Regions from separate parts of the Mus musculus genome. Here regions 2 and 3 are each linked to region 1. The links are chromatin loops, found by intact Hi-C in ENCODE. Cell type or tissue: heart. All regions are shown on one strand.

The links. A loop is a pair of places that touch in the nucleus more often than their neighbours do. Peaks named below come from ENCODE experiments on the same cell type or tissue, not always from the same donor. Only the 100,000 strongest peaks of a DNase experiment are listed, where the experiment ranks them.
Region 2: it touches region 1 in a loop (8-fold over the local background); 4 of 42 quality-filtered maps call a loop at or near these places.
Region 3: a loop joins it to region 1, with 4 times the contacts of the local background. A loop is called at or near these places in 3 of 42 quality-filtered maps.

The regions. Positions count from the first base shown.
Region 1 is chr4:149,136,252-149,138,751 of GRCm38, reverse strand. Cenps (centromere protein S) reads left to right here and starts at 1,152. Exons shown (of 5, transcript NM_027263.2): 1 at 1,152-1,276. The coding sequence starts at 1,229. In heart, no CTCF peak of the experiment used is centred here; a DNase peak (open chromatin) is centred at 1,281; H3K4me3 peaks cover 1,359 bases; H3K27ac peaks cover 1,250 bases.
Region 2 is chr4:148,741,342-148,743,841 of GRCm38, reverse strand. No RefSeq gene overlaps it. Among named protein-coding and RNA genes, the nearest start is that of Gm32897, 4.8 kb to the left of the region's middle. In heart, a CTCF peak has its summit at 1,032 (motif pointing left); a DNase peak (open chromatin) is centred at 1,031; H3K4me3 peaks cover 1,316 bases; H3K27ac peaks cover 1,379 bases; H3K27me3 peaks cover 346 bases.
Region 3 is chr4:148,703,813-148,706,312 of GRCm38, reverse strand. No RefSeq gene overlaps it. Among named protein-coding and RNA genes, the nearest start is that of Gm32897, 42 kb to the left of the region's middle. In heart, a CTCF peak has its summit at 1,391 (motif pointing left); no DNase peak of the experiment used is centred here; H3K27me3 peaks cover 1,563 bases.

The DNA of each region.
Region 1 (2,500 bases):
GGGTGCCATGAACCAAATCCTGGTCTGCAGGAACGGCAGCTGTTATTATTGCAGAGCCACCTCAGAGCCTCTCGCTGTATAGCTTGACATAATGGAGAAGCAGCCACTCTTGTCCCTGGTAACGTGAACCACTCGCTCTGAGGGGATAGCGTTTGAGCAGTGATCTCACTGATCACTGATTTGGTGCTGGTGGAAGAGCCATAAAAATCCAAGGTTCCTTGCACGAGGTTGTGTGTGTGAATGGTTCACCATAGAAGGCGCTGCCTTCCATAACTTACATCAACTGGCTATTGGTTTGTGTGAGTGTGAGCACACAGTGGATGTAAGAAAACAACTTTCTGGAGTCAGTTCTGGGAATCAAACTCAGGGCCTCAGGGCCCCAGGCTTGCAGGGCAATGTGTTTTGACCCACAAAACGATCTTTTTTCTCTCTCTTTCTTCTCTCTCTTTCTTCTCTCTCTTTCTTCTTTCTCTTTCTTTCTTTCCGAGACAGGGTTTCTCTGTATAGCTCTGGCTGTCCTGGAACTCACTTTGTAGACCAGGCTGGCCTCGAACTCAGAAATTCGCCTGCCTCTGCCTCCCAAGTGCTAGGATTAAAGGCATGTGCCACCATGCCTGGCTTTCACAAAGCTATCTTGCCAGCCAAGTGCTTTATCATCTGTTAATTGTGGGCTATACACTCTTGCTTTTTTTGTTTTGTTTTGTTTTTTAATTTTAAGGCAAGTTTCACTATGTAGCCCTGGCTGGTCTGGAACTCACAGAGATCCACTGGCCTATGACTCAAGAGTGCTGGGATTAAAAGGGTGCATCACCAGGCCCAACATATATATATTTTTTACTTAAACACTTTTATTTACTTATATATTTATTATGCATATGTGTGTATTTGTGTGTGCATCTGCATGCGGGTACCAAGAGAGACCAAGAGAGAACATTGTGTCCCTTAGAGATGGAATTACACGTGTTTAGTGAGCCACCTGATGTGGGTGGTGCGTCTGGCCGGTGCTCTCAGTGACTGCTAACCAGTGAGCCATCTCACGCACGTTCTTACAGATGCTTGAACCCCGGGTCACACCAACGCTAAGACCCTTCCGCGAGCTGTCGCCAGGGGGCGCGCGCGGGACAGGAAGGAGGCGCTTCGCGCTTTGACCCTCGGCGCCGCCCGTCGCAGAGGTAGCGCGGGAAAGTCTGAGCCGACAGTGGCGCGCCGACCGGGGTTGTCCGCAGTGATGGAGGAGGTGGAGGCTGAGGAGCCGCAGGAGTTCTCTCACCGGCAGGTATAAAATAAATGGGGTCCCAGCAAGGGCAGGACGTGAGGTCCTGGGAGAGGGAAAGGCCCCGAGTCCCTAGCCGGCCTCCGCGTGTGCGCATGCGTCGCTCGGCTGCAAGGAGGGGGTGCGGTCCGCCGAGCCTGCGTCCAGCTCGCCAGAGTCCGGGTGTCCCGGCGCTGTGAGGGTCGGGTGTGGGCGCTACAGAGAGACGATGGGGCTTGGAGGAGCGTTTGCCCAGCATGAGGGAATCTATGGGTTCGAGTCCCAGCACCGCACCTACCGGGCTTGGTGGTGAACGACTGTGACCCCAGCACGGAGCGGGGTGTGTGTGGAAGCGAGAGGCTTAGGGTGGAGGCAGAAGCCAGTTTAGAGTCATTTTCAGCGATATACCGAGTTCGAGGCCAACCGGGATTACGGGAGGCCCTGTCTTAAAGGAGGGCCCGCCCGGTGGTGGCGGCGCAAGTCCTTAATCCCAGACTGAGGCAGGCACATCTCTCAATTGGTCTACAGAGTGAGTTCCAGGACAGCTAAGGCTACACTGAGAAACCCTGTCTCGAAAAACAAAACAAAAACAACAAAACAAAACAAAAACAACAAAACAAAACAAAACAACAAAAGAGGCTGGGGATAGCGCGTGTGAGGGTGAGAGAGATGCAGGAGAGACACACAGACTAATTCAGGGGCTGAGGCAGGAGGATTACGAGTTTTAGATCAGTTAAGTACCTAGAGAGACCCTGTCTCAGGAACAAGCGAGGACAGTGCGTGGGGCTCAGGCCTTTAATTTCAGGAGTCAGAGCGAGCGGTGTGTGTGAGCTTGAGGCTAGCCTGGTTTACATAGTGAGACCTGAGCAGTTCACTAGGACCTGGGAAACGTTGTCTATTCTATGCTGCAGAGCCCGGAGTCAGCCCCTGGCAGGCTGCCCTAGAACCCACCCTCTGGCGTCGGTTGTGATTTCGGGTCCTCTAGTCAGTTAGTCGTGGCCCAAATATAGTTTTCTCCTTTGCAAAGTCGGAATACGGATAACTACTGCACGGGGTGGTGTCAGAGCCAATATTCAGTTGTTTGATGAATCAGAGCTGCCATCTCAGCTGGGAATGATTGTGAGCTCAGGGTTGGGGGTTGCTTCCTTAGGTATCTGCGTCCCATCGGCTGTCTGCCCTGCACTCCTGTTTTAAGAAATTCAGAACCTGGGCTGGAGAGATGGCTCAGTGGGTAAGAGCACCCAACTG
Region 2 (2,500 bases), 390 kb after region 1:
AGGGGGACAGATAGGAGAGAGAAGGCACAGAAGAGGAAGAAGATGGGCCCAGAGGGGAGAGCAGGGGAGGGGGAGGCGGAGTGGGGGCACCGGTCTGGAGTCCCAGCTCCTTTCCCTGTCATTAAGGGTATTGACGTGCTCAGGCGTCAACGAGTCTTTGTACAAGTGAAAGGAAACCTGATGCTGCTGGTGACCCTGAGCCCACGCCCTCCGTGTCTCCCTCCCAACTCCTCTCCTGGAGCAGAGTAAGAGGTGGGAGCTTTGAGAGCTGAGATGACTCGGGCTCCTGCCATCCCGGGTTGATCCCAGAGGGTGGCTAGGCAGGGACCCCATAGTTTGGATTCGTGCCCCCATCCAGGTCTCATCAAAACCCTCCTGACTTCTTGGGTGACTGAGGGTGAGAGGAGCTGATTTCCGTGAGGCCTTGAGGGAGACAGGGAGAAAGGCCAGAGGTTGGAATGTTCAAAGTCAGGTTCATCTTTGCACACTGTCACCGCCTCTCAGAAGCTCTCTCCCGGTCCACCATGCCCGTGGCGCTCGCTTATACAGTGCACGCTTACCTGGGACTATCTGAATTATCTGCTTGCTTTTAAATGTGTCTCCCTGACCACTTGGAGATGAAGTTTTGAAAGGACAGGGACCAGGCCTACCTTATTCACCATCGCGTCCCCTACACCTCGCCCGCCCCGGCCAGATGTTCCCTAGTGCTGGCTGACTTGATGGAAGGAAAAGAGGATGCCTGGACGTACAGACGGATGCTGCAGGCTCTGCCCTCACCCTGAACCAGCCCCTCCTCGCCCCCATCCGGGACCGCTCCCCGCCCGCGCCCGCGCCCCCGCCGCCGCCTGAGGCTGCGCCCCCCGCCTCCCCGCAGCCGTCATTCGCGAAGCTGCCACAATATTGTGAAGGCTCCGCGCTCCCGCTCCTCCGCGCAGCCCGCAGCCCGCGCGGGGGAAGGCGAGCGACGCGGGCTGCCGATGAATAATGCATGACTAAGGCGCCCCCTACCGGCGGTCGCGGGCAGCGCGCGACCCGGCCCAAACGGGCCCCCACGCAGCAGATCCTGCAGCCCGGAAACTTCGCGCCCCACGCACACCCTCCTCGCTCCAGAAACCCCAAGACTGATCAGGAAGCGAGGCTACCAGAATCGGGGAACATGCCAAGCGTGAGATCCATGTGTGCGGTGGGGCAGAATGGGGAAGCCTGGCACCTCCAGGGCCTCTGAACCTGGGCTTGGGCTAAGCCTGCAGTGCAGCCTCCAGGAAGGGCAAGCCTGGACAACGCAGGGTCTTAATTCAAAGGAGTGCAAGCAGTTTCACAAGTACTTCCAAGTTGCTGTGGAATATTTATAAGTCTGAGGTGTGGGGGAGGGGTGGAGCACAGTACAATAATATATAGGCATGAAAATGTCATAATGAAATCCAATCCTTTGAAGAGTAAAAAATACAAAGGTTTTTTGTTGTTGTTGTTGTTGTTGTTGTTAAGAAGATGCAGCTGGGTGTGCATTTGGAGGCAGAGAAGGAGGATCTCATGAATTCGAGGTCTACCTGGTCTACATCGTTGAAACCCTACCTCTCCTTGCAAAGGGGATGGGGAGATGCTCTGAAGAGATAGGTGGCTCAGGGTTAAGAACACTCGCTGCTCTTACAGAGGACCTGGGTTAGACTCACAGCACCCACAGCTCATAACCATTTGTAACTGCAGTTCCAGAGATCCTATGCCCTCTTCTGGCCTCCTCAGGCATCAGGCATCCACGTGACATACACACTAATACGCAGGCAAAACACTCATATACATACAATAAAAATAAATAAATAAAAATCACCCTTTGGAGGATGATGATCAAGAGAAAGTCCCTTTCCCCTAGCATATGTTGCAACATGCCTGTTATCCCTAGGACCCCTGGTGTGGTCACTTGCTCTCTGGGCTGGCCACCATCTCCTAACAGGAAGGTACTTAAGGAAGCCAAGTGCCCATGTGTCCCTTACAGCCGCCCTCACATCCCTGTGGCCTTTCTTTTTTTTTTTAAAGATTTTATTTATTTATTTATTTATTTATTTATTATATTTAAGTACACTGTAGCTGTCTTCAGACACCTCAGGAAGGGGCATCAGATCTCATTATGGATGTTTGTGAGCCACCATGTGGTTGCTGAGATTTGAACTCAGGACCTTTGGAAGAGCAGTCAATGCTCTTAACCACTGAGCCATTTCTCCACCACCACCACCACCACCACCCCCCACCACCCCACCCCCGCTGTGGCCTTTCTATTGACAGTTCATCTACTCCAATTACTGTCGCTTTCGCCTGATCCAAGGCCCAACCTTAGTAACCTAGAAGGAAGGGGTGACATAGTGGTTGGGAGCATGGATCTAAGTGGGTGGCTGGGTGCTATGTTGACCTGGGACACATAGTCTCAGCGACTCTGCAAATCAGAACCATAAGCAGATGAGAGACTTGAGGCACAGAAAGGCAGACTCCCCGGCTCCATACCACACTG
Region 3 (2,500 bases), 430 kb after region 1:
CGTAGAGTTCCAGAGCCCTAGTTTGGTGACTGAGCTAGCTAGGGACTTGAAGGTCTTTAGGCAGCACCACCACCACCCCCTCCCACCCCCGCACTTGGGTCCCTGAGGTAGTCTCTCTGCTCCATCCCTGGCAGCTTCCTCGTGTGTCATCTTCCAAAACACATTTCTCTTCCCCTTCACGCCAACATAAAGCTACCCAGTCCTCTCGGAGACAAGCTGTGCCTGGCAGGGTCCTCTTCAGCCCGGCCATGCCCTCACACACTTGGTAGCAGCCTCTGTGACCATCCTTGTAACCCTTCAGTCCACTGAGTTCACTCCCACCTGACAGCTGGAGTGACTGCCCAGTTCCTCTACCGGAAAGTCATATGTGGCCCCGTCATGGCAAATCCTCCAGGAAGGCTTCCTGGGTTACCTGTTGACACCTGTCTATACCCTTTTTTTATTTACTTGTTTATCACTCGTTTGCCCTAAATAAAGATGAAAGAAGACGGGGCCAGTTGTTCCTGGTTACCGTGGTGTCTCCAGCTCCTGGCCCCTGCACAGTCTGTACAGTGTGTTCTTTGTGGAGAAAGGTGGATGGGCCACATGGTCCCTTTGGCTGTCATTGCAGGTAACAGATGGGATGTATGTGAGTCTTGGGAACTTCTGGGGCTGTGGCATATCCTGCCTCCCCAAGGAACCCAGAGCCAGCCCCTCTTCCCGTGTTTGGACACTCCACCTCCCCTCTAGAGACAGATGTCCCCACCTCCCTGTATGGATCCAGCCCACCAGAGACCGTGTGCGTGAAGGCAGGGCCTCCGCCATCTGCCCAGCATGACTTGTAACATCTGGCGACTTACTTCTCTCAAGCCTTCCCAGATGTTTGGTGTCGGGAATCCCTCCCCTCATCCCACCATTCCCTACTCTTCTGATTTTCTTGGGCCTCACCTCAGAGAAGGGCCTGGAGACTTCCACCACCCCTCCCTCCCACCAGCTTACCGCCCTGGACTCCCCTCCTCTCAGGCCACTGAAACCCTTCGATCCAGTTTCTCTCCTCCCCTGAAAGGCTTCTCTCAGCACTGTGGAACAGCTCTAGGGTTCAACCCCTGACCTCTGACCCTTTGGGGAGAGCAGTCAGGAAATGGAAGCTGTGTGGCTTTCAGATCTACTACGGTACCTGCCTGAACCTCAGTTTCCTGATCTGTAAATTGGGGACAAGAACAACGTCTTGATCTGCAAGGGCAACAGGGAAAGCCTATAGTACTGTACTCTGAGGGCCTTCCATGGCACTCAAGGTAGGGGATATTGGGGCAGAGCCACCAGAGAGGGTGCTAGGGCCAGTCCCTATCCCACCCTAGCCCTCTGGGGTAGCTTACCCTTCAGTTTAAGGGCACTTGGTGCCACCTAGTGGTGGGTGTGGACACGGACTGGCCTGACCAGGTAGGTGGGAAACTGGGTCTGGGTCAGGACACACACAGGAGAATTAAGTTAGGGCTGAGAGTCTGGCTTTGTTGGAGGCTAGCGTGCACCTGCAAAGTCCTTCTACCCATGTAGAAGCCATCTTGGATATGAAACAGGGCGTGACCACCTCCAGAATGCTCTGTGTGTGCTCTGTGTTCAAGTCAGAAGCTGCCATGCCCTCCCCAGCTTGGACACCAGCAAGCACTCCACCAGACAGGGAGACCCAGCATGGAGGCCTGAAGGAGAGCACAGCTCTCCCCACCCCACCTCTTACAGTAACAACCGCCTCCTCCTCAGACCCAAAACAGTGGAAGGCTGGATGGCCTGTTCCTAGAGTCCTTCCTGGTCCCTCCTGTGTGCCAGACATGGTATGTGCATGTGTGCTGTAGTGTATCTACAGCTTGTGTGTATCTGTGTGTATGTGTGTGTATCTGTGTGCTGCATGTTTGTCTGTGTGTGTATCTGTGTGTGTCTTTGTTTGTGTGTGTGTCTGTGTGTTTATGTGTGTCTGTGTCTATTTGTATATGGATATGTATGCATCTGTCTGTGTGTGTATCTTTGTGTGTCTGTGTGGATGTCTGTGCCTGAGTGTTTATGTGTGTCTGTGTGTTTATGTGTGTCTGTGTATTCATGTGTGTCAGTGTCTGTATGTGTTTGTGTGTATGTCTGTGTCTGTGTGTGTATGAATGTATGTGTAAATGGCAAATGGGGAGGAGGGTAGATGAGAGATGAGAAGGCAGAGAAACAACAGGAATGTCGGCGTGTTCATAGGAGCCCCAAGAAAAGTGCTGAGGGGCAGAGCCTGGGGCAGACAGGAAGAGGAGATTGTGACAGACAGGGTGGCGTGAGCCTTCCCCACAGCTGCAGTAAAGCCTGGTGGTTACAGCCTCGGGTTGTAAGCTTCTGCCAGCTGCACTTGCCCATCGTATGACTCTAGTGGAACAACTAAAGTTCTCCAGGTCTCTGTTTGGCCATGGCTAAAATGAAAAGAGCTATGCTCTCCCAGGCTTGTCCCTGGGAATAAATGACATCAGCTCCCAGGAGATTCAGCAAGAGAGGG